Linked DNA regions of Homo sapiens: region 1 is linked to region 2. Evidence: chromatin loops called from intact Hi-C (ENCODE). Cell type or tissue: PC-9. All regions are shown on one strand. Each heading gives the region's core, and the rest is flanking DNA. Links, peaks and the distances in the headings are about the cores only. Region 1 overlaps RSAD1 (radical S-adenosyl methionine domain containing 1). Region 2 holds the start of LOC124904029 (a long non-coding RNA gene).

What was found. Hi-C counts contacts between places; a loop is a spot of excess contacts. Peaks named below come from ENCODE experiments on the same cell type or tissue, not always from the same donor. Only the 100,000 strongest peaks of a DNase experiment are listed, where the experiment ranks them.
Region 1: a loop joins it to region 2, with 7 times the contacts of the local background. A loop is called at or near these places in 5 of 110 quality-filtered maps.

Annotation. Positions count from the first base shown.
Region 1 is chr17:50,484,872-50,490,241 of GRCh38, reverse strand. It overlaps RSAD1 (radical S-adenosyl methionine domain containing 1), which reads right to left. Exons shown (of 9, transcript NM_018346.3): 9 at 4,268-5,370. Among named protein-coding and RNA genes, the nearest start is that of RSAD1, 8.7 kb to the right of the region's middle. In PC-9, for the core only: no CTCF peak of the experiment used is centred there; DNase peaks (open chromatin) are centred at 2,251 and 2,791.
Region 2 is chr17:50,948,144-50,953,512 of GRCh38, reverse strand. It overlaps LOC124904029 (a long non-coding RNA gene), which reads left to right and starts at 1,982. Exons shown (of 2, transcript XR_007065849.1): 1 at 1,982-2,560; 2 at 2,761-4,460. RefSeq lists enhancers at 1,332-1,833, 2,474-3,000 and a silencer at 2,871-3,165. In PC-9, for the core only: CTCF peaks have their summits at 2,807 and 3,008 (motif pointing right); DNase peaks (open chromatin) are centred at 1,252, 2,672 and 5,082; H3K4me3 peaks cover 445 bases; H3K27ac peaks cover 2,959 bases.

The sequences.
Region 1 (5,370 bases), core at 251-5,250, 460 kb after region 2:
AGGCAAGATTACGCCATTGCACTCCAGCCTGGGTGATACAGTAAGATTCCATCTCAAAAAAAAAAAAAAAAGACCAGCCTGGGCAACATAGTGAGACTGCATCTCTGTAAAAATATTTAAAAATTAGCTGGGCACGCTGGTGTGTATCTGTAGTATCAGCTACAAAGGGGTGGAGAACTGAGGCAGGAGGATCACTTGAGCCTGGGAGGTTGATGTTGAATTGTTTGAACCTGGGGGGCAGAGGTTGTAGTGAGCCAAGATTGCGCCACTGCACTCCAGCCTGGGCAAGGGAGCAAGACTCTGTCTCAAAAAAAGAAAAAAAAAAGGAACTGGAGGCTGAGGGCGGTGGCTCACACCTGTAACCCCAGTAATCCCAGCACTTTGGGAGGCCAACGGGGGAGGACTGCTTGAGCTCAGGAGTTCAAAAGCAACGTGAGTTACATGGCAAAACCCTGTCTACAAAAATTTTAAAAATTAGCCAGGTGTGGTGGTTCCAGCTACTTAGGAGGCTAAGGTGGGAAGATTGCTTGAGTCCAGGAGGTTGAGGCTGCAGTGAGCCATGACTGTGCCACTGCACTCCACTCTAACCTGGGTGACAGAGATGAAAAAAAAAAAAGAAAGAAAAGAAAAGAAAGAAAGAAGGAAAGAAAGAGAAAAGAAAAGAAACTGGGAAAACAACATTTTTTGGCATAACCATGCATTAGTACACTATGGAGCCATACTGTGATCCCAACACTGAAAAATTGGATCTAGATATAAATTTACCATGGAAAGACACTTAGTACATATTAGATAAGACAATAAAGCTTCAAAGCAAGATGTGTATTATCCCATTTTTGTAAGATTGTGTATCTAAATACATTAATTTGCATATCAGAATTTCTGCTAAGATACACACCACAATCTTAACAATGGCTAATCTTTGAATGGTGGGATTACAAACTGAATCAGACAGTTTAGTCTCAAATATGGTGCAGCAACAACTGGAAAGTCTACTGGTCTACAATGGCAGGGGTTAATTTCTCTCTACTCTTCATGTCTATTGTGGCTGGCTGCTCTGACCATCCTCTTCACCCTGGGACCTAGGCTGACAAAACAGTCTCCATGTGAACATTGCAGGTCACTGCAACAGAGAGCTGATGGACCACCCACCGGCTCTTACAACCAGTGCCAGGCAAGTTTCGTGGCCCTTCCAGGTTCAACAAGGTAGGGGTATATAATCCTCCCCAGGCCCTCAGGTGAGGCTCATGCCAAGGAGGGGTAGCAAACATTTTGGACATGATACAATCTACCACACAAGTGATTTCATTCTATTATTTAAAGTTCTTTTCTTTGCAGAAGGATGTGAGAGGAGAAGTGAGCGGTCTCACAGGCATGATGCCAGCTACAAGGGGCTGGCGAGCTGATGTGGGAGGATCACTTGAGCCTAGGAGTTTGAGGCTGCGGTGAGTTGTGATTGTAACATTGTACTCCAGCCTGGGGGACACAGTGAGACCCTCACCCTCCCTGTCCCTAAATTTGAGAGGTCTGGACTTTGCCTAATTTAAGAGGAAGACCACTTGACCTGGACCTACAGCAAGGAGAAAACAACGATGGGACACAAAGTTCTGGATGCCCAGAAGTGTTATACCGGGCCTTCTGCTTACTGCTTATAGGACTTGAGTCGAGTTAGAGGGCCTCCATGAATGTCCCTATCTGTAAGATGGAAATGAAAAGAGCTGTCCTGTTGACCTCACACAATTCGGCAGCAGGGAGGGGTGGCTCAGTTGGAGGGCTTTCAAATGATCAGTGCTCTGCCTGCACACAGAGGGTTTGGTGCTTCAAGCTGTAACCACATACCCACATGTACTATATGTCCCCAACTTCATCACCAAAGGGGGTTGTTCACCCCTTTTACTTGCATCCATGTAGAGCAGGTGAAAAGATGACAAGCCAGGTCCCACTATGGAGGAGGAGAAGCCCCCTGATGGATGAGTCATGGAAGGGCTGGGATGTGAAATGAAGGCCCCCCTTCCCACTTTGTCACAGGACACTGGAAATAGCCATGTCTCCCTTTCCTCCTGCCCCCAGCCTCCTGGCATGGAAGGCAAGAAATGATTGTAATCAGAGGTTCCCAAAAGGGAATGATCATTAGGGCCATGTATGAGCATTGAAAAACTAGATTCTGGGGCTCCACCTCCGGGAGCTTCTGATTCATCTGGTGAAGGAAAGACCAGACTGAGTCACAGAAGGTGATCTGTGCCACCCCGACTTGGCCCTGGCTCCTACCCAGCTCCTCTGCACGGGCCTTATGAGGTGTCCTGGCAGGGAGCGCCCGGATGTCTCAAGTGGCACGAGCCCTGGCAGCTGGGAGAAACCTGAGTGGTCCCAGGTTATCTGATGGCGCACCTGCCTCGGCCCCGTGCTCGCTTCTTGAATGTCAAGATCAGGGGAAGTCTCAGGAAACAGCTCCCCGAGCAGCACGGGTGACCCCACAGGCTGCCCCAGGGCCAGGCTTTCCAGGGCAGCAGGGGCAATGGAGGTGGTAAGAAAAGGGTATCCCCTGTCCTGCTCCTAGTCCCTCTGAACCAAACGTGCCCCTGGCTCCAACGACCTGCCTGCACACCTTGACTGACAAGCCTGGAATTAATCTCTTTACACATCTATCAACATGGCAGTGAGTGCCTCGAGGGCCAAGACAGGTCTTGTTCCTCCCTGCTGCCCAGTGCAGTCCCTGGCACACCATTTGTGCTTGCTTAATATTTCATGAATAAAGGAGAGGTAGTAACACTTACCATATTACCACAGGGTCAAGGAAGGACTGATATTCACACCCACTGGGCACATGGGAAACGCACGTGCTTACCTGAGAGGTGGGGAGGCCCCATTCTTAGTCACTCAGCTAGAGGCTGAGCTTAGCATGCCTCATTTGGCAGTGGTACTAGATTACTTCTGGCATCATGGTACCCTATGACATAAGGTATGAAACTTATGGAGCCTCTTCCCAGGAAAATGCCCCTCCCCACTCCCTCTGTCTCACACATATAACATACAACTTCCAGGTTAAGAGTATCACCCCTTCACCAGGCACAATGGCTCACATCTGCATCCCAGTACTTTGGGAGGCCGAGGTGGGAGGATCACTTGAGCCCAGGAGTTTGAGACCAGCCTGGGAAATATAGGGAGACCCTATCTCTACAAAAAAACAATTAGCCAGGCATGGTGGTGCACACCTGTAGTCTCAGCTACTTGGGAGGCTGAGGTGGGAGGATCACTGGAACCTGAAAGGTCACAACTGCAGTGAGCTGTGGTCATGCCATGGCATTCCAGCTTTGGCGACACAGTGAAGCCCTGTCTCAAAAAAAAAAAAAAAAAAAGTATCAGCCCTTTAAAAAATGGAAAGCTCTTTTTTAATGGAGAAAGGTTAAAATTATCTACAATGATTGTATGTAGCTAATGAATTTATTTATTTATTTTGAGACGGTGTCTCGCTGTCGCAGGCTGGAGTGCAGTGGCACAATCTCAGCTCACTGCAACCTTCACCTCCCAGGTTCAAGCGATTCTCCTGCCTCAGCCTCTCGAGTAGCTGGGACTACAGGTGCGTGCCACCACGCCTGGCTAATTTTTGTATTTTTTTTTCTTTTTTGTAGAGAAGGGGTGTTGCCATGTTGGCCAGGCAGGTCTTGAACTCTTGACCTTAAGTGATCCACCTGCCTCGGCCTCCCAAAGTGCTGGGATTATAGGTGTGAGTCACTGCACCTGGCCTGATGTCTACAACTTTTAAATTATTCAGAAAAAAAATTATACAGACATATTTATCTAAAGATGAAGTAAATGTGGCCAAAAATTAACAATTGATGAATCTATAGGGTAACCACAAAGTATGGAAACTTTTTTTTTTTTTTTTTTGGAAGCAGAGTCTTGCTATGTTGCCCAGGTTGGCCTCAAACCCTTGGGCTCAAGTGATTCTCCCGTCTTGGCCTCCCCAAGTGCTGGGATTATAGGCATGCACCACCCCATCTGGCCTATCATATTTTTCAATAGATTGAAGATGTTCTTGATGGCATTATGAATATTTGCCTATTTCCAGACTTTATAGTTACATAGTAGACAAAGGATATATGGCTTCCAATGAACTATTCTTTTATCTTTTCTGTAGGTCTGAAATCCTTCAAAATAAAATGTAGGGAGCGGGGGAAGGAATCTCAGCCCTAGGCTAAGGTTCTAGTCCCAAAATCAGGATTCCACGCTCTAGGAAGGAGCTCAAAGGAGAGGACCACAGTCAAGACAGGCTCCAGATGTGTTTATTAGGCTATTTAAATAGAACCATGTGACCATTTCTGTAGGTAAAAGGACAAAGAAGAATTACAAACACTTTGGGTCTTTCCCGAATTCTCTCCCCTTTCTCTGGTCAACTCCACCCACCTTCACTCTCAAAGGAAAGGCACAGGGGGAAGGAAGTGAGTGAGGGGGCTCAGAAGAGTCTGTGTGGCTCCTACCACCCCAAACATATTCTGGTTTCCCGAAGATAAGAGGCAAGGCTTGCTCTGATCTTTCCCAGTTCTCAGAGTCCAGCAGGCCGCTGTGCTGGACACATACATGGATCCACCAACATACATCAGTCCTTCTGTGTTCTCTCCTGCATGGTAGAGGCTGGAAGCCTAAGAGCTATATTCCTCAGAATTTCCTGCCAGCCAGGATTTGCTTTAAAGTCCACTAATGAGAGGCACTTCTAGAAACCATGATTCCTTCTCCAGCAGTGGCAGACAGTAGGCATGAGGTTTTGTAGCATCTTCTGAGCATTTTCCAGTACATCATCTGCTTTTGTGCTGCTGGAAGCTGAGACCATCAGCAGGAGTTTTCTGTGCCTCCTGCAAGTTGCTGATTTCTCACAGTTGCTACTGGCTTTCTCCAATGTTCACTTCTCTATCCCTTTCAGTGGTTTATAAATACTTCATTCCTATAGTAGATCCCTTCCTGCTTATATTAATAATACCTAGAGGGGACATGGTTTTCCTGATTCATCCAGCTATCTTAGGACCTTACTCCAAAATAAGGAAGGCTTCTCTTGGGGAGGTAATTGCCTGTAGAAAGATTTCCAAACACTGTTCATTATTTGATGCCAAAAAGGTAAACAGAAGCTGATGTGGGTGGTAGGCAATTCCCAGCCATGGAACACATGTTGGCCTGTGAGTCCTGAGATGCTGAATGGGATGCCAGTTCCCTGACCAGAAATGTCCTCCCATCTACCTCACTGCTGCCATTCCCCTGGGGATGCCAGGGCTGAGCAATAACCACAAGGAGCAGAGACGGCACCCGACAACGGAGAAGAGATGTCTGCAGTACCGACCCAGCTCTCAAAACCCACCTGGCATTACCCTGGAACACAGG
Region 2 (5,369 bases), core at 370-5,369:
ATCAGTGTTTCGCCATGTTGCCCAGGCTGGTCTCGAACTCCTGAGCTCAAGTGATCCTCCTATCTCAGATTCCCAAAGTGCTGGGATTACAGGTGTGAGCCACCATGCCTGGGTTTTCCTTGTTGATAAATGAGCATGGGATTGTTCTAGAGAAACTGTGCCATGAGCTGGGTGGGACAGGAGCATCAAGATCATTTCAGAAAGTTCTCTCGTGAAAGCCAAAATATGTGCCTACTCCACCTCTGCCCGCTAGCTACCATGTCCCAGGCCAAAAAGTCCTTAGGAGAGGAGAATCCCATGCAACTGTGGAGTGTGTGCTGGGCCCAGTCCTGGGTTCCTCATCCATTGCCTGCCTTAATCCCCAAGGCGGCTGTGGGGCACAGATTTCCCCATTTGACAGGACACCTCAACCAGCGGTTCTCAACCTCACTAGTACTGACATGTGAGGCTGGGTGCTTCTTTGCTGTGTGGCCTGCCCTGTGCATTATAGGATACATAGCAGCATCCTTGGCCTCTGCCCACTAAATGCCGGTAGCATACCCAATTTCTCCAGACATGTTCCTAGGGGGCAAAATCGTCCCTACTTGAGAACCATTGTCGTAGACAGTAAGTGCCAAGGACTCCAGGATGGGCCCTTGTTTGAACCTGGATCATCCAATTCTAAAGCCTGTCCACTTGCTTTTCTTTTCTTTTTTTTTTTTTTTGTGAGACAGAGTCTCACTGTGTTGCCCAGGCTGGAGTGCAGTGGCATGATCTCAGCTCACTGCAACCTCTGCCTCCCAGGTTCAAGTGATTCTCCTGCCTTAGCCTCCCAAGCAGCTGGGGTTACAGGCTCGTGCCACCATGCCTGGCTAATTTTTGTATTTTTAGTAGAGGTGGGGTTTCACCATGTTGGCCAGGCTGGTCTCGAACTCCTGACCTCAGGTGATCCACCTGCCTCGGCCTCCCAAAGTGCTGGGATTATAGGCATGAGCCACCACGCCCAGCCCACTTGCTTTTCTTCCTATTGCCTTTTTGGGAGTAAAATCCTTTTTGAAATCTGATGACAGCTATATGATCCTTATCCTGGAACAAGGCTCCTACCTTCAATTTCAAGGAGTTTGTGGGTACCAGGTGCTCATTCATGGAGAGAATATTAAGGACACCTGCCCACAGGGAAGCAGAACCAGATGGGAAGAGGCTGAATCAGCCTGCCCTCCTTCCTCTGACCCCTGTGTGATCACCCTGTGACTGGGGTGCGGTGTGTGTGGGGAGAGGGAGGTGAAGGCGGGATTGCCAAAGGCAGAGACATCTGCCCTTTTTGGACAGCTGCCATGTGAGCACGCCCCTGTGTGCCCTGAGGTGGGCAGCTGTGCCAGCCCACGTGCCGAGCCTCACTCATCACCTTGCAGATGGGTGGCCCTGACTCAGCTGGCTGGATACCAGCTGTGGTTGTCCCATCCCAGAACATACTTCCTGTGACTGAGTGACCACCACACTTACCCAAGCATACCTGCCCCTGAAAGCAGAGGAAGGGGCCCAGAGGACTCAAGAGCTGGCCTTTTGTTCTGAGTTCTAGAATGCCGTGATGGTGGAGGAGGGGAGTGGAAGAGCTTCAAGATTTCAGGAACTTCCAAGTCCCTGGCTTTGTAGCATGTTGTAAAGACACGTGGGCCTCAGTTTCCCTGCTTATAAAATGAGAGCATTGGACTGGATGATTTCTAATAATCCATACCCATTGAGCATTTCTTTTTTTTTGAGACGGAGTCTCGCTCTGTCACCCAGCCTGGAGTGCAGTGGTACGATCTCAGCTCACTGCAAGCTCCGCCTCCTGGGTTCACGCCATTCTCCTGCCTCAGCCTCCCGAGTAGCTGGGACTACAGGCTCCCGCCACCACGCCCGGCTAATTTTTTTGTATTTTTAGTAGAGATGGAGTTTCGCCATGTTAGCCAGGATGGTCTCGATCTCCTGACCTCGTGATCCGCCTGCCTCGGCCTTCCAAAGTGCTGGGATTACAGGCGTGAGCCACCGCGCCCGGCCCGAGCATTTCTTACGTGATAGGGTCTTCATGTCCATTCTATCATTTAATTCTTTTTTATTTTATTTATTTATTTATTTATTTTTGAGATGGAGTCTGGCTCTGTCGCCCAAGCTGGAGTGCAGTGGCACATCTCAGCTCGCTGCAACCTCCGCCTCCTGGGTTCAAGCGGTTCTCCTGCCTCAGTCTCCGGAGTAGCTGGGACTACAGGCATGGCTAATTTTTGTATTTCTAGTAGAGACGGGGTTTCACTATGTTGGCCAGGCTGGTCTGGAACTCCTGACCTCAGGTGATCCTCCCACCGGGGCCTCCCAAAGTGCTGGGATTACAGGCATGAGCCACCACACCCAGCCTATCATTTAATTCATGCAATGCCCTAGGAGAGAGGGGCTGTGATTATTAGCCTCACATTACAGCTGAGGAAGCTGAGACTCAGAGAGTTTAAGTAACTTGCCCAGGGTCGCGAGGCCAGTAAGTGGAAGAGGGGTGGGTCCCCTGCCCAGGTCTGACCCAGCAGCATCGTTGAGGATGTCAGTGACGCAGGTGAGAGGCTACGAGTGTCCAGGAGAGTAATGCAAGGGTGACCTGCGGAGGGAGGAGGGGCAAGATCAGGCACCCCGCCCAGTGTGGGGAGCGGCTGAAGATGACTCGGAGGTTTGGAGGGTGGCGGTGCTATTAATAGAAATAGGGAAGTCAGGAGGAGGAGCCGGTTTAGGGCTAGAAGATGATGAATTCATTCTTAGGCATGTGGACACGGATTTGCTGACAGTGGGACCTTTAGGCCAAGATCCAGCCACAGTTCAATTAGGAAAAATCAGCACCTACGAAGTACCTCTAAACGCCAGCAACAGCCTTACCAAGATCAAATCCCCAAACCACTCACACGGCAAGGCTTCCCAAGTCACTGGCTGTGGGCTGAGGCTGCAGTGATGAGTCTGCAGCAGCCATGCCCACGGCTCAGGTTCAAGTCCTGCACTGACCACTGGGGGTCACCGCTGGCGCGCAGACCTGGTGCAGCCGTCCAGGGGGTGCCTGCGGCAAGGCCGACCTAGGGGAAGGGGCGCAGTGGGTTTCAGGGAGCCAGGCTCCCCCTCGACAGGGAGGCAGAGATCTCTTCCTCCTCTTACAGGGGTGGGAGGGAGAGAGGCTGGCAACTGCTTCTTCCAGGCTGTCATCTGGCAACAGTTTTCAGGGCAGCCTGATTAACCTTGAATCTAGTTCTGTTGACGTAGCACCAGGGGAAGGGTGAGGGAGCAGAGCCCCCTTCCCTGAGTTGGCAATGAAGCTCTAGGGGCCTGCCTGGGGGACATCGTGTCCGGGGCAACCGGGGCAACCAGGGCCTGCGACCTGGGGCAGTGGAGCCTGGGAGCTGAGTCCCAGCTGTTCCAAGCCTCATGTCTCCCCTGGCATCTGCGTCAGCAGCTCTGCCCTTTGACTTTTAATTCCCAGGAGAGGAGGGTGGAGGCAGTCTTGGCCATCGGGACTAATTATTTGTGATTCGATTCAACCAGCAGTTTATTGGGGTTTGGACTGGCTTCCTGCTCTCCTCTCAGCCTCCCACACCCCAGCTTTATGGCCCTGTTCTCCTTCGGAAGCTGAGAACAGAGAGCAGGAGTGGCTCTGCAGCAGACACCCCGGTTCCTCTTGGTCTCCTGATCTCGGGATGTCCTGTGGGAAGTTAAGCTTATAAAATGCTTTGAGTCCCTAGAGAGAGGTGGCCCCAAGCTCATGCCCAGCCCAGGCCCTGGGCCCTCCTAGGCCGGCCTCCTGTTCTACCTGGGCTTGTTCGGACCTGTCCCCAGGTGGGCCGGGCTGGGCCAGGAGAGGGGCGCCAGCCTCCCAGCTGTCCAGGTTAGGGGGTGCAGGGCTCAGAAGGGATGGGGGTGGAGCAGGCACCGTGGAACCTGCGAGGCTCCCAGGCCCCAGGGCCCCTGTCAGCGTCTACTGTCCCTCTATATTCGGCCACAGCGTTATTGCCATGTCCTCTCGGGACAGGCAGCCAGCCCGACCCATGATGTCTCCTCCAAGGGCCTGGACTATTTTGGAACCAGCCTTGGGGGTGCTGGGGGAGGCCGAGGTGGGGTTTAAGGGAAGATTGCCTCGCGGCTCCCGGTCAGGGATGAGCAGAGGGTGTGTGGCATGGGGAACTGGCCCCTAGGCCCTTCTCAGAATTCCCAGTACAGTTACGTGAATGTTCCTTCTGCTCAGGTTTCCTGGGGATGCCTAGGCTGGGGCCTCAGGGGCTGAGTCTGGGCAAGAACCCAGCCCCTCCTCCCCCCGGGAGAAGCTTCCAGCTGTTTAGATTCATCCCTCAATTAAAAAACATTGCCCCCCTGTGCCAGGTTTCACCCAGAGCCACGTACAAGCTAGCCCAGTGGGTCTCAGCCTTTCGGATTTCTCACATCACTAACATTTCAAAAAAATAAAAAAATTTAGGATCTGACGTCGTCACCAGTTTTGTTTTTGCGACAGAGCCTCGCTGTGTCACCCAGGCTGGAGCGCAGTGGTGCCATCTCAGCTCACTGCAACCCCCGCCTCCTAGGTTTAAGCGACTCCTGTGCCTCAGCTTCTCGAGTAGCTGGAATTACAGGCGTCCGCCACCATACCCAGCTAATTTCTGTATTTTTAGTAGAGATGGGGTTTCACCATGTTGGCCAGGCTGGTCTCAGACTACTGGCCTTAAGCGATCTGTCCACCTCGGCCTCCCAAAGTGCTGGGATTTCAGGCATGAGCCACCACACCAGCTAGTCACCAGTTTTTTTATTTTGCTGAGTTTGAGGTCATTAAAAGGAAATGTCAAAGGAAAGGTCCTTTTGTGCTCACACACACAGACACACACAGACACAGACACACACACACAGACACACACACGATTGAAAATACAAAGCTCAGATAAAAGGACAGTCTTTTGGATTGAGTAAACCTAGCTTTAGTAAAACCTCACTATATTGTCCTTATTTTTCTCATTTTGCTGCTGGCAGATGAGAACATGGCGATGGCTGGCACTGGGCACCGGCTGAGGGACTTGTGCTCCAGGAACTGTTGGTCTTGCCACTCCTCCGCCTGGGCCCAGTGCCAAGGGCAGCCAGCTCTGCTCCGGGGAACCCCTCCCCAGCACGTATCTCCCAATCTCTCATGCACCGGTCACTGCCACTTTTGCTTCTATCTTCCTGTCCTCCATGCCCCTCCCCCAATATTTGCAGGAGGGGGAAGGTGGGGAGCAGGCTTCACACAGCTCCCAGACTAAAGATGGCACCGCTAGCCGATCACTGCAGCCCAGAGTCCACCCATGGGGAAGTCACACGTCGCCCGCTCCTTGGAGGGGGTCTCTGCTGTGGAAGGTGCTGGTCTG